Linked DNA regions of Homo sapiens: all the other regions are linked to region 2. Evidence: chromatin loops called from intact Hi-C (ENCODE). Cell type or tissue: PC-9. All regions are shown on one strand.

Region 1 (8,000 bases), 690 kb before region 2:
CCCACACCAGTGTTGATCTGGCTCCCTACCTCCTGCTCTTAGCACGACCTATCTGGCCTCTAACAATTTTTAACACTTTTTAAGATTGCGCTGTGGCCTCAATTTTCTCCAAGAGTTACCTTGATCTCTCCCCAGGAAGATCAAAGCTGTCGGAGAACACATGAGTATCAGAAGCAGAGTGTGGGTGCAGAGGGGTCCTGGGTGAATAACCCTGCAAGGACAGACAGTCCCTAAGGACGGCTCTGCACCCACATGCTGGGTGTGACACTCATGTGTCCTCCGATGGCTTTGATATTCCTGAGCTTTCTTCCCACCCGGGAATCCCTCAGTCTGTCTTTGCTGCTACCAGCACCCTCAGCCTCAGAGACATGCCATCCTCACCCGAACTCAGGCCAAACTCTCAAACATGATTCCTTTCATCTCTTGCCCTCACCATGACTCAGTCATGTTGGGGTTGTCAGAAGGAGCATTTGTCAAGATGGAGGGAAACCTCAGGGAAGTGAATCAACACCAAACCCATAAGAGTCAAGCTTGAGATTCAAAGGTGGGGTGTGTGTGGGGAGGAAGGTTAGCTTCCCCAAGTTCTCTGCTCATTGGGAGCCCCAAGTGGAGACTCTGCCTGTCATTGACCCCTTCATTCAATGGGTAATCACTGAGGGCCTACTCTGTGCCAGGCATGGGGCTAGTAGCTGGGGCTACTACAGTGACCCAGGCAGAGTCTGCCCCCATAGAGTCTTGTCGGAGAGACCAACAGGTAACAGCCACCTCCATACAGTATGCTGCATTCCATTAGGGGGAAGCCCAGGGACTCTGGGCCACACAGCAGAAACAACTAACACAGTCTTGGGAGGCAGGGAACATTCTTTGGAGAAAGTGTTGGGTCAACACACCAGGAAGATGTTGGATTTGATATTTGATATTTGGTGGAGGTGATATTTGGTGGAGGTGATATTCAATGGAGGTGGTGTGCATGTGTGTTTGTGTGTGTGTGTGTGTGTGTTTGTGTGTGTTGGGGGTGGGCAGTTCTGGGTAGGGGGAACTGCATCAGTGAAGGCCTGGAGGTGTGACTGAAAGTGGCCCACTGGAGGAGCTGGAACTTGAACTTCCTGGGGCTACTGTGCAGAGGGTGAGGAGGGGCTGAAGAGGGATGACGAGGTGCTGGTGGGAGTAGGCGGTCAGTCGTGGAGGACTTGCTCATGGTGGGGAGACTGAACTGTACCCCGAGAGCCACAGAGAAGCACATGTCCCTTTTGTTTTCACCTTTTTCTAGCCCTGCAGTGGAGGAGGAGAACCTGTTGGCCAGGAACTGCCAACAGCTTTTGTTCTGGATAAGCCCCTCGTGGAGGAGGACAAGGCAAGAAGATGGGTCTTCATCCTAACCCACGGAAGCAGCGCTGGACTGAGAAGCACCACCTGCGAAACTCCCAGCCCCACTGAGTAACCTCCAGGGCAGGGGCATGTCCCTGCTTACGAGCTCCCACCAGCCCGTCACACCCCCCCACCCACCTCAGAGGCTCCTGCCCCTGACCTGAGTGAGCTGTGTCTGAGTTGGGTCCCTCCTCCCTCCAAGGAGTGTGCTCTATGGACAACAGCCTCTATCCTCATTTGTCCCTTCCTCCTAGCGCCTCCTTCTGCACCCCTGACCCCGCTCCATGCTGTCACCTCCTCTGTATGGCAGCTGGGCCTCGTCTGTCCTGGGACGGTGGCAAGCATGTACAGAAGTCATCTTCCTTATTTCTCACTACCCCCAGCTTCCCAGATGGGAAACTGAGGCTCAGAGAAATGACATAACTCAGCTGACAAAGGATCTGAGTGGGTCTGACCCGCAAGCCCACCCTCTTCACCTCATGCTGTCTAAAACAATTACAGACACCTCCCACGAGCAGGAAAGCTCTGGAAATGTCTTCTTGGAAAGCAAGCAGCTACCCATGAACAGTGAGTCTCTGTCCCAGGTATTTCTTGTCTCTGGGCCTCAGTTTCCTCACCAGACTCCTCAGTGTGTGGAACAAATGCAGTGGCAATGAAGGAACGAGGGCACCAGGGAGGGCGGGCTCCACTGACTTTCTGAGTCATGGAAAATCCATGGTCCAAAAAGCTCTTAGCATTTTCTCTGCCCCTGGGTCTCACATCCATCTCAGGCCATGCCAGCCCCCAAGCCCCAGGGGTCCTACTGTTCTCCCTCCTCTCAGGCCAAAATGAGAACAAAGCGAGTTCCTTCCCTCCATTCCCCTCGGCATGACTAACACATGCTGGGGTTTTCCCAAAGGAACTTCTGTCAGCCCTAATGGAAAACTGCAAAATACAAAGGAAACAAAGCAAATTCAGAATCCACAGCAAATAGTCATGTTTGAGGTACAAAAAGTTGGGGCAGGGGATGCTCGTTGAGAGCATTCCCTTCATACTAGTTTTTTTTTTTTTTTTTAAATTTTAGGTGGAGTCTCGCTTTGTCACCCAGGCTAGAGTGCAGTGGTGCGATCTCAGCTCACTGCAGCCTTGACCTCCTGGTTCAAGTGATCCTCCCGTCTCAGCCTCCTGAGTAGCTGGGATTATAGGCACCCGCCACCACACCTGGCTAATTTTTTGTATTTTTAGTAGAGACGAGGTTTCACTATGTTGGCCAGGCTGATCTCGAACTCCTGACCTCAGGTGATCCACCCACCTCAGTCTCCTAAGTAGCTGGGATTACAGGCACATGCCACCACACACGGCTAATTTTTTGTATTTTTAGTAGATATGGGGTTTCACCATGTTGGCCAGGCTGGTCTGGAACATAATAGTTCTTAACTGGAACCCTATCTTGAGTTCTTTGGGCCCCTGGATTTTCCAGTGTATGTTCCCAGGGGTGTTAATTAATATAAAATAACCCCAAACAAAACTCTTGTGATCAAATCCAGTGGAAAACATGGAGATAAACAAACCAAACCTTTTTTTTTTTTTTGCAGGACTTCTCAAAGCTTTTGGCCTTGGCCTCCCAAGGTGCTGGGACTACAGGCGTGGGTCACTGCACCTGGCCAAAGCTTTTGTTTGCTTAAAGTGCTTTGTAAGTTTATAAGAGGAGGCTACAGAACCCAGAAATCACCTATGGATTTGACCACGAGATGCGCTGCTGAATTCATGGTGGGAAATGCTGATGATCTCTGATGGAGGCTGCTGGGTGGCTGCTGCCCTCACCCTGACCTGTCCTCCCCAGCTGGACGGGGGACTTCTAGGAGGGGGAGGGTCCCCACTGAAGATGGACACATGTCCTGTCAGAGTTTCTGAGAAGCTCCAGCCCTTAGGCAGAATGGGACAAGGAGAAACAGACTTGGGTCTGTACTCGGGACTGCAGAAGCCGAGCATGAGGAGTTGTGGGGACAGTGCCCCTCCTTCATCCCCACCTCCCAGCCCCCCAGTATCTCCTTCTCCCCCTGATCCTTCCCTTGATCAGGCCAGGGCCCTGTCATTGTCCCAACAAATGCCTACCGCCAGTTCATCGCACCTTGTTTTCTCTGATGTCCTCGCAATCACACACCTTGTGCCCCTGAGCTGGGTACACGATCCTTTGCAATGTGTGCTACGAGAACTGTATTGCTAATAATAAAGACAAAATTTAATGACTCCACTGGCTGAGCTTCTGGTAGGTCCCAGGCACGTTAGACAGACTATTTCATTAATTCTCACCTCGGCAATTTGAGGAAGGTCTTGCTGTCTCAGTATCCTGAGTCTTAGACAGGTTCAATGACTTGCACAAGGTCACATAGCTTTTAAGTGACAGGGCCTGGCTGCCTTGGCTCTGAAGTGAGTTCTCTTTGCAACAACCTACCCAGCTGAGCCCCTCCTTTGTTTAGAGAAGGCTTCTCCTCTGAGCTGGGAAGATCCAACTTTGACCCTCAATTCTCAGATGACAGTGGTTCAGTCAGGCAGGAACTAGCTGTACTAACATGTAAACAAGTCACTTCTGCAAGGAGAGGCAGAGGCCAGTGCTTGCGCGAGCGTGACTGATAAAGGAATGGGGCGAGGGCTGAGGACTCTCTGGCTCTACCGATTTATGATACTGAAAGTCATCAATCTTAAAGAGAGATCTGCATTCCCCAAGCTTTCTTCTCCCTGAGGGGCCTCTCCTATCTCTCGCCAATATTGTGGCTCCCCTCAGCCGCAGGGGCAATCTTTCTGGTTTTCTCTTAGGTCCAAACACGAACCAAATAAAATCCTCTTTTCCCTTCTCTTGGTTCTCTTCTCTTCCTTTCCCTTCTTGGTTACACTTTGGAATTTTCAGAGGAAAAGTTTGCCAAGTCCAAGGAAGACTTTATGGAAATGAACAAGAGCCTATAAAACCCCATGAACTATCCATGAACGATATAGCACGGTGTGAACTGTTTCCTTCACAGCTGTGGCTGCAGCGGCCCCTTGTGGCCATGTTACACGCCAGGAAATTGAGCGTCAGAGAAACCACAGTTTTAGCGCTGGGCGGGGAGCTCTCTTTCCTTAGAGAGGTGGCCTCCTCCACTCTTTTGTGGCCCAGAGAGGGGAAGACACATGCCCAGGGCCACAAAGGTAGAATGCAGGCATTTGGACTTCCAGCCCTCCTAGGGCTCTTTCTCTTGTATTGCTCTCAGCTCAACGTCCCTTTGTTGCTGTAGGGAGGCCAGGGAGCAGCCTGGAGTGTGGGGCCTGCCTTTGCCCAGACAGGCTCCCTCTGACCGTTCCTCTCACACAGCACTGAGCAGGGTCAGGGGTGCAGAGGGAGGCGGTAGGAGGGAGCCCGCCTGCAGGCAGGTTGGCGAGTCCCCTCGCGGCCCCCAGGAGGCGCTGTGAAGCCGAGTTGGCGAGGTCCTGGGCTCCTCCCGCACCGGTGGCGGAGGGAGATGTTCAGTCTGAGGACAAAGGAAGCTGCACCCCGCCTAGGGACAAAGGAAGCTGCACCCCGCCTGGGGAGCTTGCAAAGACGGGGCCTTGTGGCCGGCAGCCTGCCCTGTCCAGAGCCGAGGTTGGCTCCAAAGCGGACATCACCGCCTCTCTCCGGGCTCCGGTGGCGGGCTGCTGAGGCACCCCACAACCACCTTCCCCAGACTTCACTTTGCAGACGCTGCTTCTTCTCTCTGAGCCTCTGAATGCCCGGTGAGGTGGGCAGGGCAGGATCCCTGTTCCTGTTATGGACTGGAAAACAGTTTCACAGAGGCCGAGGGCTTGCCCGAAGTCAGCCAGCTGATGAAAGGCGGAGCCTGGCCTCAGGGCTTTGGACCGCCAAGTCAGTGCCCAAGCCCTTTCCTACACAACTCATGGCTTCCCGGAGTTTGGCTCAGGGTAGAGGGGGAGATGCTATAGAGGAAGGCAGGAGCCTTTGGAGTCAGCTCCACTACCACCTGCCATGTCATGTAACCTCCCCGAGCCTCAGTTTCCTCATCTGTAAAATGGGCAGTAACCCTTGGAAGGTTGTTGTAAGGAGTGGACATCATGGATGTCAAGAGACAGCAGAGTTGCCTGATCCAGTGTGTCAGTGTGGGGGCCATGGGGCTCTGTCCACGTGTCAGTACAGCCACCTCCTTGGAGATCCAAGCTGGGAATGTCAGAGCCTGGCTCTTCCTCGTTGAGGTGCAGTGAGCTGCCTTAGTCTGCGGTGCAGGGCGTGGGGGTGGACATGCTTTTGCTGCTGTGAGCCAGTGCAGAGATGGAGCCAAGAGAGGCCAAGTTTGGTGGAGTCAGGGACGGGGCACGTAGGAGGATGGTGGGATGAGTCACTCGCCAGCTCAGATTGTGGTGTGAAGGGGAAGGAGTGTGGAGGCCGGGCCAGGCCTGGCAGCACCAGGCACAGACCTACCAGGAAGGGAGGCAGCCCTCTGGGACCAAGGCATGGCACCCTGCCAGTCCCACTTGCCCAGCCTCTGCGCTGCCCGGAGCTCCCTAGGGGTGAGGGTGGGCAGGAGAAATGTGTCCTGGGACCTGTCAGCATGTGGGTCTGTGTGGGGAGAGACGGGGTGAGGGTCTGGCTGCTTTTTTGTCCTGCTCACAGCCTCTCCTGGTCAGTGCCAACGCCCTTCTTCCTGCCTGTGTGCTGGGGATGGGGAGTGCCCCTCCCAGCCAGCCATCATCTAAGACAGACAGACCGAAGCAGTGTTCACACATCTACCAGGCGTGTTGCACCTGGCTGTCCACGTAGATGATCAGCCACATCTGCATCCACCAGGGGCCCCACAGAATATGACGGACTCTCAGGGTTGACCGAGTGTAGAAAGGGAACTATTTCTGGAGGTGTGGACAGGAGCAGCAGGGATCAGACAGCCCAGAGCAGAGCAGTGGGAAGCGGAGGGATGGGAAAAGGGAGTTTGAGGGGGTGTGGCCAGGGGAGGGCTGCCCTGCAGGAGCCTTAGAGCGAGCAGCTGCAGCCAGAACCGTGGCTGGGCAAGGAGAGGTGGGGGGATAGATACACAGGCCCCTTTCTTCCTGTTCTCCATCTTCCGCTGCTGCCTACTGATGGATGGCTGATTCCAATGGGGCAGTTGGAGGGAAGGGAGCCAGTGACACAGGGATCATCCTTCCAGGTACAGAGCAGGACAGAGGAAGGTGGAGAGTAGATCTAAGGATCCAGGGAGAATTATCAGCCCAACCAGTGGTTGGGCAAGGGGGCACAAATATGAGCCAGACCCCAGCCTCAAGGAGCTCACTGGCTGGTAGAGGGGATAAGAGCCAATGAATTCTCACCCATATAGGAAGAGGACAGTGCCTGGGAGAGGGTCAGGTAAAGCACCAGAGGGGCTCAGAGGAGGAAGAGCGAGTGCCAGGGATCACAAAGGCCTGAAGGAAGAGGTGATGTATGAGTTCCACGTTGCTGCTGTAACAAGTGGTGGCAAACTCAGTGGCTTAAAACAACACAAACTTACTATCTTCTAGGCCTGGAAGTCAGAAATCTGAAATGGGCCTTATGGGCTAAAATCAAGGTGTCATCAGAAATGCTTTTTTTCTAGGGGCTCTACGGGAGAGTCTGTCTCCTGGCCTCTTCCAGCCTCCAGGGGCTGCCTGCCTTCCTTGGCTTGTGGGATCTTCCTCCTTCAAAGTGCCTCACTTTGACCTCTGCTTCCATGGTCCCAGCTCCTCTCTGTGACCTTGACCATCTCGCCTCTCTCTTACAAGGACCCTTGTGATTACTTTGGACTCAATCGGATAATCCAGGATAACCCAACCCCCATTCCAAGATCCTTAATGTAATCACATCTGCAAAGTCTCTTTCTGCCATGGAAGGTACATGCTCACAGGTTCCGATTGGCGTATCTTTGGAGGGCCATTATTCTGTCTACTCCAGGCAATGGTGAAGAGGCACAGTTTCAACCTGTGACGGCTGAGGGGAAGGACCCTGCAGGTGGATAGGATAGCCTGAGTAGAAGCAGGCATTTGAGAACCTAAGCACTATTGGCCAGCACCTGTGAGTAATTGCAGGAAGACTGTGATTTTGGGGGACAGGGCTGGAAAGCCAGCCTGGACATGGCCAGTGCCTTGCTCCATTTCCAAATAAATGCAGTTGGCCTCTGAGGCTTAGTGGCAACCGTCAGTGCCTGTGGCATGGCGGGGCTGGCGGGGGGCCTCCTGGATGTGAGGTGAGCCTTGCTGTTCAGTGTCCATCCCTCCCCGACCCACACTTCTCCAGGCCCAGCACGGCTTTATTCAGGACCTGCATGGTGAGTCGGACCCTCGCAGTTGTCCCCTCCGTGAGGCCCTCCATTGGCCCGTCTCTTATCCACCCACACCCCCACTGCCAACAGGCCCGCAGGCAGCACTTGTCCCCTCCCCTGCCTTCCCCAGCCTCCAGGCCTCCAACTCTCCCAGTGTTACGCCTCCAACACACTGAACTGCTCCCTCCCTGAACTCCCCGCATTGTCTCACCTGGCCAGGCCATTTCCCACAGCTTTCCCTGTGCCAGAAACACCCACCACCCGAGCCCTTTTCTTCCCACTCCTCATTCTTCAAATCTCAGCTTTTTGGAAGAACACTTTCCCCTTCCCTCCACCCCACCGCACAGGGAGCAGTGA
Region 2 (8,000 bases):
AGTCACAAGTCATTTTGGTCATGTTGGTCTTTGTAACAAATCAAAATTACCTTATATCCTTCTGGACCTGGAGTAGTCTTTTAACGAACTTTCTTCTGGTAACCCGGAATATTTTTTAATCATAGAGCTTTAATCAAGTAGTATTGTTTTAATAGAGTTAATTGTAATAAAAGATGAATGGTAATAATGTGAAATGTATGCCTTGATTCCAACAAGAATGTCAAGAGCATAGAGAGAAGTTTTTGAAATACTACTAATAAAATAGAGGCTGGGAGTAATGACTCACACCTATAATCCCAGCACTTTGGGAGGCTGAGAGGCAAGATGATTGCTTGAGGCCCGGAGTTCAAGACCAGCCTGGACAACATAGAGAGACCCCCATCTCTACACAACATTAATAATGATAATAATGATAATGTAGATAAAACTGGGATGAAGATGTCAGGGTTTGAGGATTAAGCTAAAAGAAGATTCTTTTAGAAGTTCTGGCCTTTTTATGTAAGCTCATCAAGGTTGTAGCAAAATTATATTGTCTACTACAGCAGTTGAGAGTTGTCCTGTTCATTTTCTAGCACCATCATTCATGCAGTCAAGAAACGCTGAGCCCCTACAGTGTGCCAGGTTGGAGGCTCAGTGATGAATATGATATGGTCCTTGCCTTGAGGAGCTCATGGTTGAGGGCAGAGATAAACACCTACCAAGAATGTTGATACAGTGAGATCTGTTGAATAGAAGTTCAAAGGGCTGGGCACCATGGCTCACGCCCGTAATCCCAGCACTTTGGGAGGCTGAGGCGGGCAGATCATGAGCTCAAGAGATCAAGACCATCCTGGCCAACATGGTGAAACCCCATCTTAACTAAAAATACAAAAATTAGCCGGGTGCAGTTGCAGGTGGCTGTAATCCCAGCTACTCAGGAGGCTGAGGCAGGCGAATCACTTGAACCCGGGAGGCGAAGGTTGCAGTGAGCCAAGATTGCACCACTGCACTCCAGCATGGCAATAGAGTGAGACTCTGTCTCAAAAAAAAAAAAAGCAAAAAAAAGAAAACAAACAGAACTTCGAAGGACACATGGAAGAAGTGAACAATTTTCCAGGAGGGGCAATGAAATGCTACATAAAGAAATCATCCAGGTAGACGAGGGAGAAAGGCAACAGGGCAAATACATGTGAAAAGACAGAGGGTGTGAACAAACATGGTTCTGCTCTCCTTTCTCCTAGCTGGCAGCAGTGAGGCCCAGGGTGGGGTCCCCACTGGGGCAGGTCAGACCCACAAGTCAGTAACAAAAATCATGTTCTGCATTAGGGAAAAAGGCAGCCAAAGTCTCAGCCTGAGTAGATGGTGGTTCAACATGGGTTGCCAAATTCAAAACCCTAAAAGGAAAATGGGCAAAATTCAATGATTAAGAGCCTGGCCTCTAACATCACACTGGGTTCAATTTCCGGCTCTGCTACTTAATAACAAGTAATTTAACCTCTGTGTTCCTCAGTTTCTTAAAGTGGAAATGATAGCAATGACTGCACCTGCTTCATGGCACGGGTTTTGTGAAGATGAAATGAGGTCGTGTACCTAAAGCACTAGGAACCTGGAAACTATTGGCACCTAGAAAGTACTCAATATTTGTGTCTTATTATTATTTACTGTATGAAACCAAAGTGGGATGAAGAAACAAGGAGACATGGTGAATAAGGAGTGTCAAAGAAGCAGAAGGGAGAGGGAGGAGTTGTGTTAGACAAGAGGAATTCCAGAGCTGAGTCCAAAGGCCAATGGCTAGTCAGCCAACTTAAGCTGATTTGCTTCAGTATGCAGCTTTTCCTTTTAATATCATTTATATGGCCAGATGCAGTGGCTCACGTCTGTAATCCCAGCACTTTGGGAGGCCAATATGGGCAGATTGCTTGGGCCCAGGAATTCAAGACCAGCCTGGACAACATGGTAAAACTCTGTCTCTACAAAAAAAATTTAAAAAATAAAAAAAAATTAGTCGGGTGTGGGGGTGCACACCTGTAGTCCCAGCTACTTGGGAGGCTGAGGTGGAAGGATTACCTGAGCCTGGGAAGGTCAAGAATGCAGTGAGCTGTTATCGTGCCACTGCACTCCAGCCTGGGCAACAGAGTAAGACCCTGTCTCAAAAAAAAGAAAAGAAAAAAATATTTTTAATGGTTTCAGATCCTCCACTCATCTCACTTTATTATACGCTCAGCTCTCTTTGTCTAGCCTTCACCTTCCAGCACACATCCTAGGGTAACCTTTACCTTTCAGACTCAAAAGGATTTTATCAAGGCCTCTGAACAAGGTCCACAGCCCCCAAGTAATAAATAAAGGATTCTACTTCCCTGGTGCTCAAAAGTGTCTGCAAATAGTTACTGCTTTAAATAACATCTGTTTTCCTTACAACTACATAAGAATGGTGTGAGACTCAAAGGGGAAAGGATTTTGCACAAGTATAAATGCAAGGGTCATTTATTAGCTAGTACCATAGTTTCTCAGCATTCCCTTCTCTTGGAAATTTTTTACCACAAAGCTCCCAGAGCCATCACTCTGTAGGCAGCTTTTTCTCAGACTTCTGTGACTGAATGTTGGCTCAATCCTCTTGTCTTTTCTCTATACTCCCTCCCCAGGTAACCTCATCTGATCCCTCCCCAGCCTCTCCTCCCTGATCTTATCCCATGGGTTTTGTTTGTTTGTTTGAGAGGGAGTCTCGCTCTGTTGCCCAGGCTGGAGTACAATGGTGTAATCTTGGCTCACTGCAACCTCCACCTCCCAGGTTCAAGCGATTCTTCTGCCTCAGCCTCCTGAGTAGCTGGGGCTATAGGCATACACCACCACGCCCAGCTAATTTTTGTAATTTTGGTAGAGACAGGGTTTTGCCATGTTGGCCAGGATGGTCTCCATCTCTTGACCTCATGATCTGCCCGCCTCGGCCTCCCAAAGTGCTGGGATTACAGGTGTGAGCCACCGCACCCAGCCAATCCCATGGTTTTAAATAGCACCCACATATTGGTGACTTGTGGCAGCCTCCAGGTTGGTGCCAGTGATCCCTGCCTCCTGGTCTTCATTCCCTTGTGTAGTTCCTTCTCACAATGAACGAGGAGCAGATTTATTGAAGAAGTGACAGTATATGACCTCCAAAGATAGATCACAAAGGCCTTTCAGTTCTTCCTTGGTCTCCTGGACTATATGCTCTTGGGGAAGTCAGCTACCGGCAGGGTTATATCGTGGGGGAAAAAACTATCTGAAAAAAATTCGTGATTTCACAAAATTTCCCATTGAAGTTCCAATGGCTAGGATTTCATGGCACAGCCAGCAAGACCCAAATAATAGTCCTTTTCTGATACTATCTTGGCCAAAATATCCTATAAGTCTTCACTTGGCAAAGGAAGCATTACATTTCTTATTATGTAACTTCACTTTGCCCTGTTCTCACTGACAAGAAATGCAACTAGCACAGCATCTATCAGTCCCTTCGGGCGGCTAGAACAAAATACCTCGGACCGCGTGGCTTAAAAATGAGAGAAACTTATTTCTCACAGTTCTGGAGGCAGCTTCACTGTCTGATAAGGACCCGCTTTCTGGATCATACACAGCTTCTCGATATATCCTCACATGGCAGAAGGGACAAAGCAATGCCCCAGGGCCTCATTTATAAGGACAATAATCCCCTTCGCCAGGGCTCCACCCTCATGACCTAATCCACTCTCGAAAACCCCACCTCCTAATACTGGGTCATTGGTGATTAGGTCTCAACATACAAATATGGGGGGACAAAAACTTTCAGACCATAGCAGCATCCTTATCATGAGAGTCTATCCCTCATTCACTAGGCCACAAGCCCTAATTCAACACAGATGTGAGAGGTCCCTTTGGACTCGGCAAGTAATGAATTGCAGAAGTGGAAGGTCTGTCTTTAAAGAAAAGAACTCCTAAGAAAAAAAAACTGAATAAAGAATCCTATAGCAAAAGACAAGTACATTGTTTATGATTATCCTAAAATCTAAAATTTTACAAATTTAAATTTTTACTTTGATATGCATATGTTGTGTGTAAAAGCTAGTGGAAGGTCTGGAAAATACTGTATATATACTGAACTGTTATAGTAGTTATCTCTTGGGGATTAGCAAGGGGTTTGAAGAATACCTTTATTAAAATGTTTAACAAACAGCATATATGACTCTGATAATCAGAAAAAAAAATAAATGTTATTCTCCCAAACAAATGGCTTTGCAAATGGGTCACAGCAGGAAGGAACCACCTAGAAAAACAACCACGTAGAAAAACAAAGCCAAAGCTTTATTTCTTTAGGCTTTGTAAGAGTGCCATCTTCTGGAGTCTCAAGAAATGAACTTTAAAATAAACTAACCTGGCTGGGCGCGGTGGCTCATGCCTGTAATCCCAGCACTTTGGGAGGCCAAGGCAGGTGGGTCACTTGAGGTCAGGAGTTCGAGACCAGCCTGGCTAACATGGCGAAACCCTATCTCTACTAAAAATACAAAAATTAGCCAGGAGTGGTGGCGTGCGCCTGTAGTCCCAGCTACTAGGGAGGCTGAGGCAGGAGAATAGCTTGAACCCAGGAGGCGGAGGTTGCAGTGAGCCAAGATCACACCACTGCACTCCAGCCTGGGCAACAGAGCAAGATTCCGTCTCAAAAAATAAAATAAAATAAAATAAAAATAAGCTAAGCCTGTGTGTTCAAGCCACTTGAGATGTATTGATACTAGAAGGTTTATCTTTTAAAACAAGAAAGAAGAAAAAAAGCAAACCTTTTACAACGATCAACTTAGCAAATTAAAATTGTCTTATTTAACTAATAATTAGTTTCCAAAAAGTTCACCAGTAAGGAGGCAGTTCTACAAGGCATAAAGTGAAAAAGAAAGTTAGCAATTATTTAGAGTTAAGAAAACCAGCCAATCAATAACTACTCAGGCTTTAAAAACATACTCAAATATCAAATGAAAATGAAATTCTTAATCATATAGCTGAGTAAATGATTTTTTTATGGGGTAGTAAATGTTTCTTAAATCTTGGAACTGAATCCAAGATTGTGCTGAGCTAAAGAAACCAGACACAAAAGAATACATACTGTATGATTCCATTTATATGAAACTTTCAGAAAGATAAAATCTCATCTATAGTGACAGAAATAAGCTCAGTGGTCACCTGAGCTGAAAGGTGTGGGAGGAGTGAGAATTAACTGGTTAACCTGGAAGGGGCACCTGAGAACCTTTGGGACCGATGGAAGTGTTCCGTATCTTGACTGTGGTGATGGGTCCATTTAGCAAGGCTCTTCAAACTGCACATTTAAAACGAATATATTTCATTGTAAGTAAATATTAACTCAATAGTCAATTTTAAAATAATAATTGAATATTCTTTCTTCAGATGATACTGTCCACAGGCGCAGAGAGGCCATGTAGGATCGTCAAAGGTGTCCTAGGGCAAGCTGGCTCTTAATCACTGATCAGTAAATATTCAGGAATTTTCCAAGCTGGCTATTAAACCATGGGCAGCTTGAAATTGGCCATGATGGGAGTATTTACACAAATGGAACTTGGGCTTTTAAAATGTATTTCCCAGAAAACTGTTTTACACCAGTACACCACTGAGCATAGAGGTTAAAAGCACAGTTCAAAGGCCTGAGTTTGGGTCCCAGCTCTGGCACTTTCTAATGGTTTTACTTACCTCTCTGTTCCATAGTTCTCTGTTCCCTAAAATCAAGGCAAAAAAGGATACCTGCTTCACGCCCTATTATGAGAATTCTATGGGTCAATTCACACTTGGCATATAGTAAGCACTAAATATTACCTGCTATTATTATGCAAAGAAAAAAAGTCTCTCTACAACTAAAGAAATGAACTGGTTTACATATTTCCCCCAGACATATTTATTCTTTTTCTTCCCTTCATGCACAATCCTAAATTATTCCACTTTTGTAAAAAAAAAAAGTGCACTTTTCTCACCCAACATATGGGGAGGGGGGAATAATATTTATCTTCCCTCTATCACAAGTTGTGAGCATCAAATAAGCCAACTTCTGTGAAGGAGCTTAACAAGCCATAAAGCACTTTGAAACTATAAGATGTGCTTTCTTCAGAGATGGGGTCGCTCTCTGTCACCCAGGCTGTAGTGCAATGGTGTGCTCATAGCTCACTGCAGCCTCAAATTCCTGGGCTCAAGTGATCCTCCCACCTCAGACTACTGCCATTTTAGTCAAATGTCAGATGCCTGATGAAAGGTGCAAACCACGGTGCCTGTCTAAAATGCTAATATTAATGTAGCTGCTCAAATTGAAGGGGAGGATTCTACAACTAAATACAGAGTATATAAAATAAATTAAGAAAAACTGGGGCTGGGAGCAGTGGCTCACGCCTATAATCCCAGAACTTTGGGAGGCCGAAGCGGGCAGATCATGAGGTCAGGAGATTGAGACCATCCTGGCTAACACAGAGAAACCCTGTCTCTACTAAAAATACAGAAAATTATCCGGGCGTGGTGGCGGGCACCTGTAGTCCCAGCTACTTGGGAGGCTGAGGCGGGAGAATGGTGTGAACCCGGGAGGCAGAGCTTGCAGTGAGCTGAGATCGCACCACTGCATTCCAGCCTGGGCGACAGAGTGAGACTCCGTCTCAAAAAAAGCTTAGCATTCTTGGGAATTGTCATGCATGATTTTAGGGTTTATTTCTTAAATTAGCATAATATAGCAGAATTATAAATAAATGCAATGCTTTACACACATGCAATAAATTGTTTGCAAAACTCAGAATAGATATTTTAACTTTATAGACTGTAAAAACATGAGCATCAAGCTTTTTCAGGAAAAAAATTCTGCATACTACTCTTCTTTAGAATTAAATTCATTGCGAATTCTAGTTGCTAAAATATGTCATTGTTTTTTCACTATGTACATATTCTTAATGAAATGCAACTCTTCTTCAAAATGATGGAACAAATACGCAATTTAGAAGCAGACCTGTAAATAAATCACACTGATAAAACAGTCCACAGACAGCAGTGGGCTCTAATAGAAGCCATTTAGATGGTATTTCAGGCTTTCTCAGTGAGTCATTATCTTACTCAGAACAAGTTACTCAACTTGAGATGACTCACTTTGTACAAAAAGACAACAATAATATCACATATAATCACATTAGCCCGGCATTTTGAAATCTTTAAAAACACCGTAAACACACGACGCTATGACCTTGGTTGGTAAGAATATGGTCATTTTAGTTACTGACTTGCACTTATTGATCTCCTGAAGTTATACATACACTACTAAGTTTCTGCTAAGTGTACTCATTTTGAAATATTTCATTTATTTGCAAGTAACATGGGATTTTAAAGAAATCACGTCAGGCTGCAATTTCACGTTTCAAATAAACAGAGCAACAAGTATAACTTTTTTGACAAGTTGCAGTGTAATTTTTATTTTTTATTATTATACTTTAAGTTCTGAGATACATGTGCAGAACGTGCAGATTTGTAACATAGGCATACACGTGCCATGGTGGTTTGCTGCACCCATCAACCCATCATCTACATTAGGTATTTCTCCTTAATGTTATCCCTCCCCTAGTCCCTCACTCCCCGACAGGCCCCGGTGTGTGATGCTCCCCTCCCTGTGTCCACATGTTCTCATTGTTCAACTTCCATTTATGAGTGAGAACATGTGGTGTTTGGTTTTCTCCGCTGGCTTATTTATGTATACAAGTGGGGCATCACATATGCATTTATTTGTGTATTCATTCTGTAGCTGTAATAGGTTCATTGCCTGGATGTTCACAGCAAGTCAATACCCAGAGGCACCAGGTTGCAACAGAGACAGAGGTTTAATGGTAAGGCCAACAAATGAGGAGAAAAGAGAAAACCCCAAATCCATCTTCCCGGGGACTCTGGGGCGAGGGTTTTTAAGAGTTTTGGAGTGAGCCAAAGCATAGAGATTGTTGATTAGTTGAAGAGTACAGGGTGAAGTCCCAGGACAGGGAGAGAAAGAAACTGTACTC
Region 3 (8,000 bases), 240 kb after region 2:
AAATGATGGAACTTTCTATTTGCCAGAATGACCTACACTTCTCTAATAGTTTATCTCATATTGTTAGCCAAACGCTGATTAAAATGCAAATTTCAAACTATTGAGTTTTTAAGAGCCTGATGTTTAAAATACATTTTGGTGAACTTTTAGTTAAACTAGCTCATTTATGTTCACACATTTTCTCATTTAGCACCAGAAAGTTTCTTACAGCTCTTTTGCATGCATTCAGGAGTCAAAAGTATTATATGGGGAGGGGAAATTCCCAAATGATAAATACTCTTTACATAAAACTGAGACAGTAGCTGCAGATAATGGCTCCCTTTGAGGAGCCACTTGAAAGAAAGGAAAGGCTGCCTTAAACTCCTTGACTTTAAGGGGCAGCAAGGACCCTCGGTCAGCCACCTCCACACCCGTCTAGCACTTGGTCCCAGGTCCCCTAAGGTCGTCATGGTTCTGTTTAAATAAATACTTCTAGTCTTGGGGAGCCCATCATGTCTTAAGATAGCTCATTCCTTCTTTAGTTCACTAAAGGTATTTCCTCTCACTGAACTAAAAATCTGTCTTCCTATAATTTCAGCCTCCCTCTTACACAACTTGAAGTCAATTAGAGTACATGTCATCACCTTCCAAGTAAAAGATCTTCAGGTATTTCAAGACATGTGCTCCTTGAGATCCTTTCAGAAGACAATTTCCGTTTTCTTTTTTAGAATTTTTAATTTTTTTAATGTACAGAAAAATTTGGAACGTAGATAGTTTACATTCTCATTGTCCTGTCGTCTCCCCTCCAATGTGTCTCTCCTGGGATAGAAGGACTGTCTCTTTTCAAACATGGTTTTCTCTAATCTGGTAAAGTCGTGTTTCCTCCCCAGTGTATTGCACTTGAGACACAACATCTCCAGATCATGGAAACCATCTGCCTAAAATACAGGGGTGGTCCCACGATGACCTCAAGGTCCTGTACAGCACAGAAGTTTTGTAACTGTACTACGGATTCAAGCTCCATGAAATGAGTGTTGACGAATGTTTTCAGATGTAGCCCAACGGGGAGCACACAGGTTCAGTTCACTGATCTAGTACTTCTCAAACTCGGTCATTTGCATGCCACCATCACAATTTTTACCATTTCTGGGTACAACTTGTGCTATTATTACTTAGCAGCTTTCTTTGAATCAGCTTCTTCCACTTGAATGATTTATTTTAAAGGGAAACTGTATATCAGCATAAATGTTAAAACCATTGTCTTTTGTCAAAAAAGAAAATAACCTTAACGCAAATATTTTAGTAGTTCTCTTTAGGCCTAAATACGTACTATTTAAAAGAGTATTATTTAAGGCCAAGTCTCAGCACTTTGGGAGGCCAAGGCAGGAGGATCGCTTGTGTTCAGAAGTTCAAGACCAGCCTGGGCAACATAGCAAGACCCTGTCTCTATTTTTTAAATAAAGTTTTTTTTTTTCAAAGAACATTATTTAAATGGTCTGTGTACTACCCAAAATCATCCCAAGGATCCCACATGGTGGTCTGGATAACACGCTTAGGAGAAGACAGCACTAATGGGAAGGTCTATCTTCTGCTACCTGCAGTTGCAGGAGATTTGTCTTTTTAGAAACTATCCCCGGGTCAACAGCGGCTTATAACTCAAGGGCAAATTAGTGAAAGTTAATTCCATGATCACCTAATAATAATAAAAGCCAACATTTGTTGAGCACTTACTGTATGCTCATGCACTTTTTATACTTTTTATTTTCTAATCCCTGAAGATAATATTAGAGTAGATCACTTTACCAATGAAGTTTATATTTGTGATCTTGGGCTTGAGTTGATCAATCAACTCTTACAAACCATTTTTCCTGGAGAGAGGAAAATTAGCCTCAGGCTGTTGTACGAGATATTAAATGACATCAAGATTGAACATCTGTGCTAGGGATTTCATCATTGTGGATCAATAATTCAAAAGACTCAAGACAAAAGAATCCACTCGGAGATCAGTGTTCTTGCAATGGGAGATGTATATGGAAAAACTATTCCTTGTGGAATCCTTTCCTTCTTCCCTCCAAAGCTTTCCATACCACCAAAATGAAAAAGTACACACACACACACAAACACACAGACTTAAATCATTTGTAAGCCTACAATAATAAAAAATACTGTGCTATATAGAGAACTACCCTCATGTCTGATGTATGCTGTGTTATGCGTGCATTTTACCCCTGTTGTGGTTTCCTGTCAATCTGTGAGCAGTGGGGAACCTTTTAAAAGACATCCCTGGTTGGGTGTCAAAAATTTCAGGAAGTACCAAATCAGATGGATTTTCTGCAGAATAACTCTCTGACCTTTAACCACCTCTTCCTGATGTGTGCCGTGGATAGATCTTCCTCCTCCTCAAAAAACACACCACGTATTCTGGGACAATAGCTTTAAAATACCTCCTTGAAGCCATCAAATGTCAGTCAGAGTCTAGGTGGCTGTGGTTGTGGTTCTTAGGTGGGTGGCTCTCAGATTGAGCACAGAATCTCCTAGGGAAGCTGTCTGAACCCCACCCAAGACTACTGAATTAGAGGCTACTAAGGAGAAGCCTAGCAGACTAGCAAAGTTTGGAGAATCACTGATTTGGTTTAATCTCTTCATTTTACCAAAGGGGAAACTGAGGCCCCAAAAAAGAGAAGTGAATGACTCATCTAAGATCCAATTGTCTCAGTGCCAGGGCTGGAATTGTTCTTTACAGCTTCTTCCGGGGAGAGCAGAGCCTCAGGATATTTTTAAAAACATGTTCAAGCCTAGTTGGACTGAACTTTGCCAAGAGTTGGACGTTCTTCAGTGTGCGACACATTCTAATGTTATACTTTTTAATGACATATTATGAATATCATCTCTGTTTTAAAGATGGAGAAACTGAGGTTTAGAAAAGTTAAATAACTTGTCCAAGATCACACAGTTAATTTATGATGGAGACAGGATTCCCACTCAGGTCTATCCGACTCCAGTTCTGTGAGTGATAGGTACCCCATCTATGAGATAAAAACTCAAACTGACAGCCAAGTGACCTTTCCCCCTTCTGCAAATCTTTAAAAGCACCGGTGCTTTTCTCATAACCACTCCAGTTCTTAAAATGATTTTTTTAAGAGAGCGAAGGGCTTAGGAGCAAATGGCTTCTCTTAATAGAGCAGTAATAAAGGCTGGTATCCTAATAGTCGTTTTCCAGATATTTGTGCAGATGGAAACATTCACAATGATGACATTCCAACTTGTAAATACTAGCTCTGTGGGTTTCGGAGGGTTTGTTTTGTTTTGTTCTGTTTGAGATAGTTTCGTTCTGTTGCCCAGGCTGGAGTGCAATGGAGTGATCTCAGCTCACTGCAACCTCCGCCTCCTGGGTTCAAGCAATTCTCCTAACTCAGCCTCCCGAGTAGCTGGGACTACAGCACACGTCATCATGCACAGCTAATTCTTGTATTTTTGGTAGAGACGGGATTTTGCCATGATGGCCAGGCTGGTCTCCAACTCCTGGCCTCAAGTGATCCGCCCTCCTCGGCCTCCCAAAGTGCTTGGATTACAGGCGTAAGCCACTCTGCCTGGCCTAGCTTTGTGTTTTTAAATCATTTTGTGGGTGTTTTCAGCCAGGCACTCCTTAAAAACAGTGTTCACAGCATACCTAATAAACTGTAGTTATTACCCAAAGTATGTGGTTCAACAACAAAAGGTGGGCGAGTGAAAGAATTGATAAATGATCCGACTGTGATGTTATCTGTTCCAAACACTTTGCAACAGAGTTGAACACATCAACAGCAATATATGTGATGCACCAAAGCAGGGGGCTGATGCATGTGGAGCCCCTGGCAACCTGTGCGTGTCAGAAGGGTGCGCTGCCTTGCTGCTGGCTTCAGCCAGGTAATGCCCAAAGTAGGGTCTGTGTGGGTCTGGTCTCTTACCAGAATCGTAGCAAGATTAATTTTTCATTATCACCACCCACTTCGAAAGTAAATTTCATGTTTCCCACTGAGTTTCCCAAGGGAATTGGATAGGTCTACATAAACCAGGGGAAAATGGACAGTTTTAGACACACTTGAAAAAAAATGTGTGTCAGGATAGACACACTTGAAAAAAAATGGATGGGATTCAGGCCCAAAATATGGCACCTTGAAAATAGTGGATGTTTTAAGCTGAACCAATTTCTGAACTTCCCTTGAAGCAGGTCATAAGAACCTCAGGTGACAGGTGCCCTCCCTATACTCAGGGGAAGAGCGCATTTTTATCTGCGAAGAAGAGAAACTGGGCAAACAGGCCTTGCTGAGCTTCCCCCCGCTTTCCCACCCTCAGCTCATCCCCTCTGTCCTATCATATTCTTCCATGACTTTCCACTCTTCATCAAACCCCGTATAAAAACACTCAGGTTTAAACATTTCTTTGGGTCTTCATTTCCTTACAAAAGCCCCTGTATCACATAAAACGTGTATTAAATAAATATATATGCTTCTCTCTTTCTAGCCTGACTTTTGTTACAGAGATCCTGCCAAGAACCTGGAAAGACAGAATTAAAAAATGTGTCCTCCCCAACAAAATCAAAGCGATTTTTTTTTTCTCTGTCCTAGATTGTTCTAGGTCAATGCAACTGGAGCATCCTGCTGTCAGGGTAGTTGCAGCCAGAACACATTTGGAGTTTGACAGCCTGAAACAACCACAATTCATTTATACATGATTTGCTTTCTCAGGATGAAGAAACAGAGACTTGTCTGACACGGTCACTCCCTCTTGGCCAATAAGCATCAGTTTCCTGACACAAGCGTTTCCTGGGGGAGGGTTAAGGAGATCGGTTGTTTTCTAACCCGCTCCTGAGTCTGATGGTGTCCAGGTGACGTGATATTTTCCGGGCGATGGTGTCCGGGTGACATGATATCTTCCACCTGGGACAGCAACTGCTCAATCCATCCGGCACCTGCCTCCTGAGCTTTTCCTCCAGCGCCCTCTACAGGAGCTTGTTAAGCACTGGATGCCGAGAACTAGGAGAACTCTGTCCCCGCTTACCTGGGACTGAGGAAGGACATTCAGTGATAAAACCAGGCAAGTCCCGGGAAAACGGAAACAAGCTGATCACCCTAATAAATAAAAAAGGGGGCCGGACGCGGTAGTTCACGCCTGTAATCCCAGCACTTTGGGAGGCCAAGGCGGGCGGATCACGAGGTCAGGAGTTCAAGACCAGCCTGACCAAGATGGTGAAACCCCGTCTCTACTAAAACTACAAAAATCAGCCAGATGCGGTGGCAGGTGCCTGTAATCTCAGCTACTCGGGAGGCTGAGGCAGGAGAATTGCTTGAACCTGGGCGGCAGAGGGTGCAGTGAGCCGAGATTACGCCACTGCACTCCAGCCTGGGAGGCAGAGTGAGACTCCATCTCAAAAAAAAAAAAATAGACCTACGCTGGAGGGTCTGGTGGGGACCCTGCGCTATTAAACCTTCATAAATGTATGGTTGAAGTTGGGGGATGGGGAAGGTATCTTAGTCAAAGTCCCCAAGGCCTGTGAAGCAGCACAGTGTCCGATTCTGCAGCCCAAGCTGGGCAAGAGCCTGGTGACTTACAGGATTCCTCGTGAGTTGTCAATCACTCTTAACTTTCATTCACTCAACAAACAACTGCTGAGCACTTTTTATATGCCAGGAACCCTCCTTGGCACCAGTAATAAAAGATGCAGTATGGCATGGTCCCTGCTAGAGGAGGTGTCTACACAAGTGGCAAGTGTCCAGTGGGCAAGTGCTCCATGAATGAAAGTCCTTGACAGATGTGACCTGGAAATGCCCTTACACTGCTGACAGGTAGGAGCGCCTTTCCGCAGGCACCTGAACACAGCCGGAGCCATTTGGCAGGGGTCGGGCCAAGGGCCGGGCTGAGGGGCAGGACGTGAAGATGAGTTGGGTCTAACCCTGTTCCACGGCTCCACCTCCTCTCTGCCGGGGCCCCAGGGCAGAGTCCAGAAAAGACAAGCAAACACATTGGTTTGAAAGGTAAAAGAAATAATTAAATTTTCAGCTGCAGGAAGTTGGCTGAGTAAATTATGATCCTAAAGGTATTTTGTGCCTTAACGATGATGAGAAAGATTATGTAGCCACATGGGACCGTGCAAACTAGGTTTCTTCAAAAAGTAAATGTATATTAGGATCATGCAATTAAACACGCTATCAGATGAAGACTGGTTGGGAAAACAAACTGGATCCGGTGTGTTCAGTGTTAAGATTATGGGCGATCTCTTATTCTTCTCTTTTCAAAACCGGGTTTACTACAATTAAATCATTTTTATAATAAGCAAGGATAAATGTCCTAAATGTTATAGAAGTCATATGTACAAAATTCTACTGAAAAAAATAGTTTTTTAAAAAAATTACTGCCATAAATTAGACCTGTTACAAAAGGAATAGAGAACAGCCCTGAATTATCTGCTACTAGGTACTCATAAAGAAATTTTTTTTTTGAGAGTCTCTGTTGCCCAGGCTTGAGTGCAGTGGCGTGATCTCGGCTCCCTGAACCTCCACCTCCCGGGTTCAAGCAATTCTCCTGCCTCATTCTCCCTAGTAACTGGGATTACACGCATGTCCCACCATACCCAGCTAATTTTTGTATTTTTTAGTAGAGAGAGTGTTTTGCCATGTTGGCCAGGCTGGTCTCGAACTCCTGGCCTCAAGTGATCCACCCGTCTCAGCCTCCGAAAGTGCTGGGATTACAGGCGTGAGCCACCACACCTGGCGCAAAAAAAAAAAAAAAAAAAAAGTTGCACGAGGGAATTAATTTTAATTCTCCTTTCAACTCATAGGGCGTAATTATTTTGTCCATCTTCCCACCCTACTGCTGCCAGAGGTTGTGTCAGAACATGAGGCCAGAAGGGAATCCACCCAAATCGTGTCGGATTAGCTTAGCTGCCTCCAGGCAGGCTCGGAAATGTAATCAGAGGCTGGTGTCCTTCCAAGAGACGATCTTTGAAGGATAACAAACCCAGGCTGCCATCAAAATGAGGAGATGGAGACTGATTCAACAGCAGTGCCAGGCAAGCAGCAGCGTCTCACAGCACAGGTTGTGCACGACGGCTAAGGAGGGAAAGCGGCTGCAGGGCACGTTCTCAGCTGCAGAGGGCCCAGCTCTCAGGATCAGAGACAGGTCCAGGGCTACCTCACAGCACCTCACACCACGGGCCCCTGCGACCTCCACTCCTTGATATTTCACAAAAGGCTTGAGATTGTGCAAGTGTTAAAGACAGGACACTTCCTGTTTGTCCAGTTTCAAACCTCTACAGATGTCAGTAAAATGACAGCACATTAAATTCCCCACCCAGGGCCCAGCCCAGCACTCAAGGCTTCTCCCCAGGGATGACTGGGCCTTGATTGAGGAGAAAGAAGTAGGTATTAACTTGTAGGATATTTGAGTCGTTGTTAAATCAACTCTGTCCATTTGGAAACATGGTTCTTGGGTCAGAGGTGGCTGCTCTTGGAGGTGGTCCCATCCCTTCACTCTTTATAGCTCACCCTACTCTGTACCCCCAGAAAGAAGGAGCTGGAATACATCTGTGTGGAATTTCTTCTGGCCTCACCCTGAAAACCAACCCTCTCCCAAACTGGTAGACTGGGTAGATTTCTACACTGCCAGAAATTAACAAGATTTCTACCCCCTTTCTCCTGCCTAAACCAGCAAACTGGTCTGTCGTTCCCAAGCGCCCGGCTAGGTGCCCCCTGAGCCCACAGTCCTGATCCTCATGAGACTTCAGCTCTTCCAGATTCCTGGGAGAAATCTGCTATGGACCCTCCTTCCAGCTCTCTCCCCGGCCTCTTCCTGGAAAGCAAACAGCCACTTCTTCAGAAAATAAGATGGTAGACAGAGGCCATCCTCTGAGATCCAATGATAAATCTTGTCCTTTTGCTCATGCAGTACTTACTGATGGCTTAATGAAGAGCCAAGTGATGGGGGAAACTCAGAGGTGAAGGAGACCTGGGTTCAGCCCCAAGGAGTCAGAACCTTGGAGACAG

Evidence for each region. A loop is a pair of places that touch in the nucleus more often than their neighbours do. Peaks named below come from ENCODE experiments on the same cell type or tissue, not always from the same donor. Only the 100,000 strongest peaks of a DNase experiment are listed, where the experiment ranks them.
Region 1: a loop joins it to region 2, with 19 times the contacts of the local background. A loop is called at or near these places in 26 of 110 quality-filtered maps.
Region 3: it touches region 2 in a loop (11-fold over the local background); 3 of 110 quality-filtered maps call a loop at or near these places.

Annotation. Positions count from the first base shown.
Region 1 is chr17:41,545,808-41,553,807 of GRCh38, reverse strand. It overlaps LINC00974 (long intergenic non-protein coding RNA 974), which reads left to right. Exons shown (of 3, transcript NR_038442.1): 2 at 1,271-1,935; 3 at 2,943-4,202. Among named protein-coding and RNA genes, the nearest start is that of LINC00974, 4.7 kb to the left of the region's middle. RefSeq lists enhancers at 993-1,493, 4,446-4,495, 4,035-4,648 and a cis regulatory region at 5,526-5,886. In PC-9, CTCF peaks have their summits at 4,381 (motif pointing left) and 4,582; DNase peaks (open chromatin) are centred at 3,857, 4,397, 4,797, 5,697 and 2 weaker places; H3K4me3 peaks cover 3,548 bases; H3K27ac peaks cover 4,894 bases.
Region 2 is chr17:40,853,487-40,861,486 of GRCh38, reverse strand. KRT12 (keratin 12) reads left to right here. Exons shown (of 8, transcript NM_000223.4): 8 at 1-184. The region is part of intron 1 of LOC105371777 (a long non-coding RNA gene); the gene reads right to left. Among named protein-coding and RNA genes, the nearest start is that of KRT12, 9.7 kb to the left of the region's middle. RefSeq lists an enhancer at 4,196-4,490. In PC-9, a CTCF peak has its summit at 4,319 (motif pointing left); DNase peaks (open chromatin) are centred at 4,286 and 7,066; H3K27ac peaks cover 2,715 bases.
Region 3 is chr17:40,617,062-40,625,061 of GRCh38, reverse strand. It overlaps SMARCE1 (SWI/SNF related BAF chromatin remodeling complex subunit E1), which reads left to right. Exons shown (of 11, transcript NM_003079.5): 11 at 1-100. Among named protein-coding and RNA genes, the nearest start is that of SMARCE1, 27 kb to the left of the region's middle. RefSeq lists an enhancer at 1,057-1,196. In PC-9, CTCF peaks have their summits at 4,760 and 4,962 (motif pointing left); DNase peaks (open chromatin) are centred at 4,811 and 7,251; H3K4me3 peaks cover 782 bases; H3K27ac peaks cover 349 bases.